2 separate regions of the Homo sapiens genome follow, and region 2 is linked to region 1. A link is a contact called in ENCODE Hi-C or POLR2A ChIA-PET data. All regions are on one chromosome and are shown on one strand. Each heading gives the region's core, a stretch centred on a gene start or an enhancer-like site at or near the end of the contact. The rest is flanking DNA. Distances are from core to core; before and after follow the strand shown. Region 1 overlaps DCTN5 (dynactin subunit 5). Region 2 overlaps PRKCB (protein kinase C beta).

Region 1 (5,419 bases), core at 2,910-5,409:
TCCTTAGCAAACTAATAAAGGATGAAACCCTGAATTTTTAAAAATTTCAAAATGTGTTTACATAATCTTCTACCCCTTTTGTCCTGATTATTCAATGAGCAGACTAGAAAAGCCTAATACCTTTCTGGGGACAGCTACGTTTTAATAATCCACCTACCTTACTAAGCTGTGTGTGCTGGGAGAAAAGTGAGGGAAGTAGAGTCAGGCTGTCAGTCCACTGTTGCAAGCTGCAACTAATCCCAAAAGCTGAATGCAACAAGTCAACAGCAGTGAGAGAAGCCCCAGAGAAGGTTTGAGTCTGGTCTGTCAAAAGCAGGAGGAGAGGTCATAGTCCTTGCGATGTGCCCTTCCCCAGCTTGGAGCGTTTGGCAAATATTAGAAGTTAGGAATGCAATTAGCCTCTGTATTAGAGACAAAGAGCCTATCAGCAGCTTGATCTTAGATGGTCCCATTAGAGAATAAGCCCTTTTCAGCCAGGTTCCAGGACGTTTTCATAGTTTAGCGCTCCACGGAGGGGGTCCTTAATCTCCAACGGCCCCAACGTCTGAGTCCTGGTCATTGAGCCTGTGCCTGCTTTCAGTTCAGCATAGCTCGTGTTGAGGCTAAAACAGCTCAAGGCAGACAGTAGCAGGTTTCAGCTTAGAGTCAGGGCCAGGCAATTAGGATCTGAGAATTTGAGATTCTCAACAAGCAGCTGCTTTTCTTCAGCAGCAGTGAAGGCATGCTGCATGGCCAGACAGCTGTGGTCCAAGTGACATGCAAGGCTGCCTTTTTATCTTGTTGGTCTTAGAGTCCAATTGACCCACTCAAAAAAAATGCATATTAGACTAGACAATCATCAGCCTCTAAGGGGAGACATTTGATTTTGACAAGGGTTCATTAGCAATTTAACTGTATTTTCATTTTCCAAACAGATTGCTTCTCTTTACATGTTGTCTCCCTCTTTCCCGAGGCTCCAGTAAGCACGAATCACAGCAAAAATAATCAGTTACAGCCTGTTCTGGTTCCAATATCCGAAGAATTTAAATTCCAACCTATCCACTAGTGGCAAAAAACTAGAAAGCTGTATCCCACTAACACCTTTCATATTTTATTTTTGAGTAGCTTTATTTGATTAGGGTGATCCCTCTAGCATTTATGAAATTAACAAGCATAAAACTTTTTTTTTAAGAGATGAGTAGCTGGGACTACAGGCGCACGCCACTGCGTCCAGCTAAGGTATGTTTTTTAAGCAATGAAATCAACCAGTAAAAACAAGTTCAAATATTTTTCATTCACACACTCAAGGCCTGCTGAGCATCCACTGCATGTGTTTTACTTGTTCCATTAGAAAGGTTTATTAAAAAATGGCGGGGCACAGTGGCTCATGACTGTAATCCCAGCACTTAGGGAGGCCAAGATCGCTTGAGCCCAGGAGTTCAAGACTAGTCTGGGCAACATGGTAAAACCCTGTCTCTATTTAAAAAATAAACAAATACAAGCAAGTTTTTTTTTAAAAAATGATATATTAAAGAAAATCCTCCTAATTCTCTTATGTCTTTTCATAGCTGTTTCCATGTTCTCATATTCCCATCCTTGTCAACATGGAATTTTTGTTGTTGTTGTTGTGGTTTTTTTTTTTTTTTTTGAGACGGAGTCTCGCTCTGTCGCCCAGGCTGGAGTGCAGTGGCACAATTACAGCTCACTGCAAGCTCCGCCCCCTGGGTTCGCGCCATTCTCCTGCCTCAGCCTCCCAAGTAGCTGGGAATACAGGCACCCGCCACCATGCCTGGCTAATTTTTTTGTATTTTTAGTAGAGATGGGGTTTCACTGTGTTAGCCAGGATGGTCTTGATCTCCTGACCTCGTGATCTGCCCACCTCGGCCTCCCGAAGTGATGGGATTACAGGCTTGAGCCACTGCGCCTGGCCAAACATGGAATTTGTTTTATACAGTTGCAATTATGGTCCATTAATACAATCTATTTGTATGTTATCAGTAACAGTAATACTAACAGTGAACCCTTATTAAGCATTTACTATGTGCCAGGCACAAGGCTAAGAGTTTTACAGAGATGATCTCATTTACCTTGGGTTACTTACCCAACCAAGGTTTATAGCCAGCAGGTGGCAAAGCTTGAATTCCAACCCAACTCTGCTGACTCCCAACTACACCCACCTGCACACTTGCCTCTTGGGCCTTGTTTGTCTGGCAAGTCCTAAATCCCAGACTCATTTGTTCACTTGCTTGCTTCCTCCCTCCCTCCCTACCAAAACACAGTATGATCTGTCGGTTAAACTCAATAGACTAAAAACTCCGGGTTCAAATGCTAGCTCCTCCATCACTAGCTGTATGACCTTGGGAAAGTACTTAATCTCTCTGTGCCTCAATTTCCATGTTTATAAAATGGGATAAAGTGCCCATTATAGTGCCCATTTCCTAGGATTCTATCCAGGAGATGATGTGCCTATTTCCTAAGGTTCTTATAATGAGATTCTGCAAGGACAGCACTCCAAATAGTACAGGCACATGGTTTTGACAGTTGTTTCTGTTATTATTGAAATAAAAAGAACCTATACCTGTTCCCAGGAAGCTCAGAGTCTCTCACAGGCCTTTTCAGTTCCTGGGGCTCTCATATTTCCTCATTCTCCCAGACTCCTCTGACCCTACTCTTCCTCAGGTTCTTACTGCTCCTGTGGGAAATCAGAAAGAGCAGCCAGCAGACAACACCAACTGAGATGAATGCAGCTGAAATGGCACAGGTCAGTATGGCCAAGAAACACCATGGGCTAATGTTCAGACCCATGGTATGAAAGCCAGAGTGGGTGTGAATTTCACTCCCATGTCTCTTATCTTGGATGGTTTTCATCTGCATGACCCATTTGCCCAATGCCCAATGGATGTGAAGATACAGAAAAGTCCAGGTACTGTTTTCAGGGAAGTAAGATGTCCTGTGCCAACTCTTCTCACTTCAGGGTCCAAGTCAGAGTGCACAAGGAAAGCAGGTGGGGCTGGCCCACCAGCAAAAGCTTCAGGAGAGCAAGGGATTGGCTGACTGGGCTGCAAGGGTAGTGTTCAAAGCCAGCTGCCTTGGAGGCCAAGATAGTGGAGGAGCTGCATAAAACATGGATTTTGCAGCCAAGTAAGAGCTGGCCTTGATTCCAGCTCAGCCATTTATTAGATGTGTGGCATTGGGCAAATTTACTTAACCTCTCTGAATATCAGTTTCCTCTGCTGTAAAACAGGCTGTGAAACTCTCACTTTTTTGACAGTTGGGAGGATTAAATGTTTGCACCCCATAGATACAAAACAAGGAAGGGTGATTTCTCCATCTCTTGTTTGTGGCGGACTGATTATAAAGGGCAAGATGTTTTAAATTTTATTTTAAATTTTAAAAATATGTAAGAATGCTATGCCTTATACTCTAAGGGGTTTTGCTCAAGGTGTATCACTTCCTAATAAAAGTGCCTAATAAACTGCCGTTTATTGAGTGCTCACCCTGAGCCAGTACTTATGCTTTACATGTATAAATGCATTTCAATCATCATAATACCCTATCCAACTTCCCCATTTTATGGATGAGAAACCTGAGGTTCCACGAAGTAAGATAACTTGCTCAAAGTCACAAGGCTAGCCAATGGCAGGCTGGGATTTGATCAGCCTGACTCTAGCACTCACACTCCTCACCACTATGATGGCTCTCAAAATGGGCCCCTCAGACCCTCTCTGTATTTTGACTCTTTGGCTTTCTCACTCACTAAGCTGTGAGATCCCTATGAGAAAGAACTGGCTCCATCTTAGTCTCCACTGTATCCCCAGGACCTAGGAAGTGCTTGGCACCTAGTAGTGGCTTGGAAAGCACTTGTTAAATGAATAAATGAGTGATGGTGTCTCTCTTCTCTGTGCAGCATATGGTGAGGGGCCCACCTTCTTACCCCTAAATGGAAGCAAGCACATATTCTACTAAAAGCACAAGCCCATTGCTGGGGGGCTCTAGAAGTGTTTCAGTTATCATGTACTTATGGGAACTGTAGAAGTTGGCGAGACATTTTGCTGAGACCAGTTCTGAAAAAACCAGGCCTTCGGACACGCTGTCCCAACACTGCCAGTATCATTTCAGGGGACTTGCAGCTCCATGGAAGCTAACCCCCAGGAGACCAGCCAGCTGGATTTGACTACCTATAGTCACCATCCAGGTTGTCAGATGCCAATTTTTTTTCAGGAGAACCGCTGAGGCTAGCCAGAATATGGCTGGGCAGCACCCTCTAGGCTCTCACTGGATAGAACAGGATACAGAGAAAGGCCTCCCTAGCCACCAAGACCTCTTCCTTATAGCTGAGAAACTTCCAAGGATATGTTAACTATGAACAATGTTTGTCTGATTAATTTCAAGTCTGCCAGATGTATCAGTGACTAAGAAAGGAACTGTGGCCTCAGATCCTGAGTGAAATGGTTCATGCAGAAGTGACTAATACAGAAGCCACCACCCCAACCCCAAATAACCACAAGGGCTCTGTGCAGCCATGTAAAACAGAATCAGTCAACAGGAGGCTCACAAGACAATCATTCACCTTTGTTCCCTGCAGCAGGTATCCTGCAATCTGAGACTTATCTTGAGCTGGGGTAAGGTCTGAGGCATGCTGGCAGGGTGTGTGAGGGTTGGGGGTGAGGGTGGTCACATCCAGGCAATCATTCTATTAAGGATGTGCTAGATGACCCACAGACTCAGGCCTGACTCCTCAGGAGCTCACAGTTAGTAGGGGTTCAGACAAGAACACAGGTACATAACTAAAACTCTATTGATAAGGGCGCCTCGGTAAGGTGCTATGGGAACCATAAGGATGCAGTTCCATGGCCCAGTCAGCTCATCTGGGGAAAAATAATAAAACAAAAAGGAAGCAGTTCCAGACAGAAGACCATCTCCAAATGGTTCTTTATTGAACACCCACTTTGGCTAGGCAATATCCTCCCCCTGCCCTCTAATCCAGGCTCAGGTACCCCCAGTGGAGTATCCTCAGAAGGCAACTCCCAAGACCAGGAGTAATGAGAGATTGGGCAGAGGGTAAGGGACAGCAGGGAGACGGAGGAAAATGAAGACACCAGGGAAAGAGGAGAGGCCTGAACTGGACAGCTGATGCTTTGTCCTGCCCAGCACCCATTCGTCCCTTCTTCAGGTAATATCATCTGCCACCACAACCACCAGCACCAACTCTCAGTCTCTGTGGGTACATGCCAGGCCTGTCCATTTGGTGTATTCCATCTTCCTGGCCACAATGATGACTTGAGGCTGGATACCTTCCTCGTCTGGACCAATGAGAACCAAATCCAGCAGTTCTGTCAGCAAAGGGGAGCTCTTTTTATCAATAACTGGTGCTGTGGGGCCACACTGTGAAGCCCAAGAATAAAGCCAACTCAAATGAAAGCAGAGCTGAGAGCCAAAG
Region 2 (5,452 bases), core at 1,799-4,298, 250 kb before region 1:
ACTATTTCCTCTGCCTGGAGCACTCTCCCCCTTCTTTCCACATCCTCCTTTACTTAGTTAAACCTGTCATCCTTAAGGTGGGACTTTGATATCATTTAGTCCTGGAAGCCTTCCTGATGCCTTCAATTAAGCACCCAACTCTACGCTCACACCATGCGCTTACAGCCATCACAGCACATATCTCACCGTACAGGCACCTGCCTGGTTAGCCATCTGCATTCTTTACCAGACAATAATTTTGGTAATAGCAGAGGCTACGCCTGTTGTGTTCACTGTGAGACACCTCAGCACCACCACCACCATACGCAGTAAGAAGTATTCAATAAATACTTTAATGGATAAATAAATCGACCAATGTATACATCGAAGCTTTTGAGAAAACTTGCTTTTAAAAATCTGGCAGGACAATTTTTTGAAGCTTGGGAGCTGCCTTGTAGACTGAGATCTTTTACCTGAATTTTGGGCAGCTATCCAAAGAAGAAATTATTATATAAAAGATGCCTGCACTCATACGTTTATCACAGTACAATAGCAAAGATATGGAATCAACTTAAGCATCAATCAATGGATGACTGGATAAAGAAAATGTATATATATTTATATATACATATATATTAATATACATATCATTGTGTGTATATAGACACACATACCACCATATATATACATATATACACGTATGTGTGTGGTATATGTATGTATATCTATATATACATACACACAATAGAATACTACTCAGCCATAAAAAAGAGTAAGACCTTTGATTTTATTTTTATTTATTTATTTATTATTTATTTTTTTTGAAACAGTCTCACTCTGTCGCCCAGGCTGGAGTGCAGTGGGGCAATCTCGGCTCACTGCAACCTCCACCTCCCGGGTTCAAGTGATTCTTCCACCTCGGCCTCCTGAGTAGCTGGGACTACAGGCACCCGCCATCATGCCCAGCTAATTTTTGTATTTTTGCAGAGATGGGGCTTCACCATGTTGGCAAGGCTGGTCTTGAAGTCCTGACTAAAACAGGGTCTCACTCTGTCACCCAGGCTGGGGGGCAGTTGTGTGATCATAGCTCACTGCAGCCTTGAACTCCTGGGCTCAAGAGATCCTCCTGCCTCAGCCTCTCAAGAAACTGGGACCACAGGTACACAACACGATGCCTGGCTAATTTAATTTTTATAGAGCCGGAGTCTCACCAAGTTGCTCAGGCTGGTTTCAAACTCCTGGGCTCAAGTGATCTTCCTTCGTCAGCCTCCCAGTGTGCTAATATGACAGGCATGAGCCACCATGCCCAGTCTGAAATCATGTCTTTTGCAGCAACAGGATGGAACCCAAAGCCATTATCTTAAAAAAAAAAAACTCAGAAAGAGAAAGTCAAATAATGCATATTCTTAGTTATAAATGGGAACTATATAATACACATAGACACAGAGTATGGAATAATAGTCATTCTCCAATGGCTACTGAATGACTGTTGAGTAATAGTCATCCTTCTTGGAAGGGTTGGGTGGGGGAGTGAAGGATAAGAAATCACTTAATGAGTACAGGGTACCCTATCTGGGTGATGGACATACCAAAAGCACAGATTCTACCACTAAATAACATATCCATGTAACAAAATTGCACTTGTGCCTTCTCAATTTATACAAGTAAAAACTTTTTTTAAAAAATTTAAGAAGTCCTCATGTTTGGAAGAGAGACAGGATGACCTCAGACAGGGATGCTGGGTTTCGGCACTTCAAGGCTGACAAGACAATGTCAAGAATGGAGTCCTTGGATCCCCAGTCCCCTAGAAATGGGATGCAAGCTCTCTGTCCTTGGAAACGGCCAACCTTAAGAACACAGGCATCCTGGTTAACGAGAGGAGGGTCACGTCCAGGAAGAGAGTGATTATCATGGCCACAGATACCCAATGACCAGTCAGGTCTGAAAGAGCCCCAATGGGCAAGTCCTGCAGAATGAAAAGGGAGAGAGGAGTGATCCACTAAGATGTTATCAGGGCAGAGGATGGGGACCCCATTGTAGGGCACTCCAGGCAAAATTTTACAGGAAGAAATAGCCAAGAAGTGACAATGTCAATGCTTTCCTATTTTATGTTCTTTCCATCCCATTCTCTCTTTCCTCATCTCTCAACATTCTTCTAGTCATTGTGCTCCATTTTCCCTCCACTGAGGGGTCATATTGAGGTAAACTAGAAGGCAGTTAAATAACTATACCCCAGATGTGCCAATCAATGGTCAAATATTGACCTGGAAGACCTTACCTAATGAATTGAAATAGGGTCCTCCCACTTGGTCCCAGTCCGTAAATCATTTTACCCAGGTCCAGAATGAACCTATATAGCATTTACTCATTAAATGAGCAGACAACATGTGATTGGGTGGGTCTAAGGAGACTTTGCAGTTTTGTTGTTGTTGTTTATAATTGACAAGTAAAAATTGTATACATCTGTAGTGTACAACATGATGTTTTCCTACATGTATACATAGTGAAATGGCTAAATCAAGCTATTTAACATATGCATTTTTTCGTAGTGAGAACACTTAAAATCTACTCTCTTGGCAATTTTCAACTATGCAATATATTGGAATTAACTAGTCACCATGGTATACGTGGAGCCTTTGAATTTTAGGATCAGGATGTAGAGATATCTTAGTTTATTAGGAAGTAACTAAACAAAGATAAATATTAGAGGCTTGTGTTTGGGTATTGAAAAATTAATTAATATATGTGTCACAAGAGGAAACAGAAACTAGATGGTTAACAAGAAGAACACAGAAATAGAGAAGTTCAGTTGTGTGGTGGTCGCCAGATCAAATATTCTGATTCTCCCCTCCTCCCAAGTACACAGCAATATGATACTTGCCCAGCCGCTTTGAAGTTAGGCATGGCCATGCGTATTAGTCGGTTCTCACACTGCTATCTTGATACTACCCGAGACTGGGTAATTTCTAGAGGAAAGAGATTTAAATGACTCACAGTTCCGCATGGTTGGGGAGGCCTCAGGAAACTTACAATTATGACAGAAGGCGAAGGGGAAGCAAGCTTGGACCTTCTCACATGGCTACGGGAGAGAGAAGAGTGAGGAGTGAAGGGGGAGGAGCCCCTTATAAAACCATCAGCTCTTGTGAGAACTCACTCAGTATCATGAGAACAGCATGGGAGAAACTGCCCCTATGATCCATTCACCTCCCACCAGTTCTCTCCCTAGACACATGGGGATTATGGGGATTACAATTCAAGATGAGATTTGGGTGGGGACACAAAGTCTAATCATATCACAATGTGACTTGCTTTGGCCAGTGATACACGCTTGGCAGTGACAAGTGTTTATAGGGAGCGCTTCAAGGACCAATACGAGACTTGCCAATCATTTTCCTCCCTCAGTGATCATGGAAGCATGCTTCAAGTTGGTGTGCTTCTATTGGGTAGGTTACTTCTGTGACCACAATGAGCAATCCCTTCCCTTACATGTTCACCCGTGTCAAAACAGGTTGATTATGGTTGGGACCAGAAATAATGTCTGGAACTATGGAGATGCCAATATCATCTCAGTATTAGGAGAAACCCTGTCATTATTAGAGCTGCACAAACACACCATTTTGGGGGTAGCATGTTAGTAACTGAAGATTGGACAGTCACCAATGGCGTGCTATGAAGGGAATTCAAGCATTAGATGGTTCAGTGAGTATTCAATTAACCTTATTTTAATAACAATACCAAATATCCTTCTGGAGAACTATTCCTTTCCCACTCTTGGTCCACATAATTCAGGTAGTGTTAATTCCATCCGGAACTCCAAGAGTAGATAAGGGTGGTCAATCAGCACATTGCTTTTTCACTGGCCCTAGTAGCTAATTTAGAGCCTGTGAGATATAACAAGAGAAAGAGGTGCTCTTCTCTACATGGACTTGAACCTAGAGGAAATGTGAGTAGAGCTTCCATAGCCATCTCACCTTGATGAGGGGAGTCTCTTCCATCTGAGAAGGGAGCCAATACATAAGCAGAGATGGAATAAAGGAAACCATGTCCTGGAAACATAACAAACCCCTGGATCAGACAATACCTGAAGGCAGCTACCCTTGGACTTTTTGGTTTTATAAAGGCAATAAATTCCCTTCTGAATTAAGCTAGTTTGAATTTTCTGTCACCTGTCATAACCAAGATTCCTGCCTCATACAAAGGGTGGTTGAAATACATGAATTTTAAGGTTCTGTCCCAACCTGAAATTTTAAGATTCAAATAACAGCATTCACTAGCTAACTACATTTAGCATTAAAAGGTGTAGGTAGCTAGGAGGCAGGAAAAAAAGGTAACTCTAAAGAACAGACAGATCTATTAAGATTGGTCAAGGCTGCAAAAATCTAAACTATGTCTGTAACACTGGCTACCTAAATTAAATGCCCTCTGGATCTTAGCCACTGAGTGTGGCTCATGTGGACATTGGCCACCATTCTACCCATGAAGCCATAATTATAAATCAAACCACATTTCCTGATCCCTCAGTAAGGTGCAGCATTGTGTTATGCTGGCAGGAGCTACTGTGGCTAAGGCCCTGGAGGAAGGGTAGTTTGCTATTTTTCTTTTTGAAAATGTGTTGTCAAAGCAAAGGTGTCATTTAGAGAAAATGTAACTGAAGTTTCTGCAGAGATCATTCTGTAGTGACCAACACAGTCACTGTATATTTCAAAGTTGACATTTCCAAGATGTATCATAGCTCTTTCACATGCTATCATCACACAAAAAAACTAGGTAGCTCTGCTAAATAACATTTGCATATAGTCTTTAAAAATGCAAATAGAGTATAGATGAGAGGTTGCAGAGATCTAGCCTAGAGACATCTTTTTTTGGTCCATACCATGTCTTTAATAAAAAGAAAAACAAGAAATTTTGCATGAAATCCAGATTTCTGGCTTCTCTTGAAAAAGTAGAAGAGCTGGCAGCCCTAGGATCATATTCCAACAGAGGAAAAATTACTACTGGTGCCCCTTTAAACAAAACACCCACTATTCAATTCAACATGGGTTCCTGCCACCACCTCTGTTTTATACCCACCCACTTCACTCATTTAGGTCTCCTGCCTAATTTCTGTAGGATTTGAGTCTACAACTCTTTTACATTTACAAATTTGTCCACAGATAACTATTAAGACGTCATTTTTATCAGCCAATGTCCTTCTAAACATGCTGGAATTCAATGTTTTCATTATCATCCGATAGTGTTCTATGCACCATAACACCAAACATCTCAGTCAGTAATTACCCATGAACTTCCATGCCTTCAAGCCTTTGCTCTTACTGTTCCCCTGCCTGCTCTGCCCTTTCCCTAAGTCTTTGCTGTTGGAACCCAGCTGAGCCTATAAGATTCAACTCAAATGCCTTCTTCTTGTGAGGCCTGCCTTGATGCCCACCCAAGAATTAGGGTTCAGAATTAATGATCTATTTCCTGGCATTATTGT

The links. A loop is a pair of places that touch in the nucleus more often than their neighbours do. ChIA-PET counts read pairs that join two places held with the same protein, here RNA polymerase II (POLR2A). Pooled maps may share reads with other maps.
Region 2: a loop to region 1 is called in a pooled map, with 3 times the contacts of the local background. The contact joins two enhancer-like sites. A Hi-C loop is called at or near these places in 2 of 50 pooled maps. POLR2A ChIA-PET finds 5 or more read pairs at or near these places in 2 of 52 experiments (GM10248 and activated CD4-positive, alpha-beta T cell).

What each region holds. Positions count from the first base shown.
Region 1 is chr16:23,669,336-23,674,754 of GRCh38, reverse strand. DCTN5 (dynactin subunit 5) reads right to left here. Exons shown (of 6, transcript NM_032486.4): 6 at 1-5,419. Among named protein-coding and RNA genes, the nearest start is that of PLK1, 6.8 kb to the left of the region's middle. RefSeq lists an enhancer at 4,112-4,341. Within about 2 kb of position 4,159, at least 3 of the 41 ENCODE cell types and tissues checked have a DNase peak (open chromatin) inside an H3K27ac peak, as active enhancers do.
Region 2 is chr16:23,921,832-23,927,283 of GRCh38, reverse strand. The region is part of intron 2 of PRKCB (protein kinase C beta); the gene reads right to left. Among named protein-coding and RNA genes, the nearest start is that of PRKCB, 89 kb to the right of the region's middle. Within about 2 kb of position 3,048, at least 3 of the 41 ENCODE cell types and tissues checked have a DNase peak (open chromatin) inside an H3K27ac peak, as active enhancers do.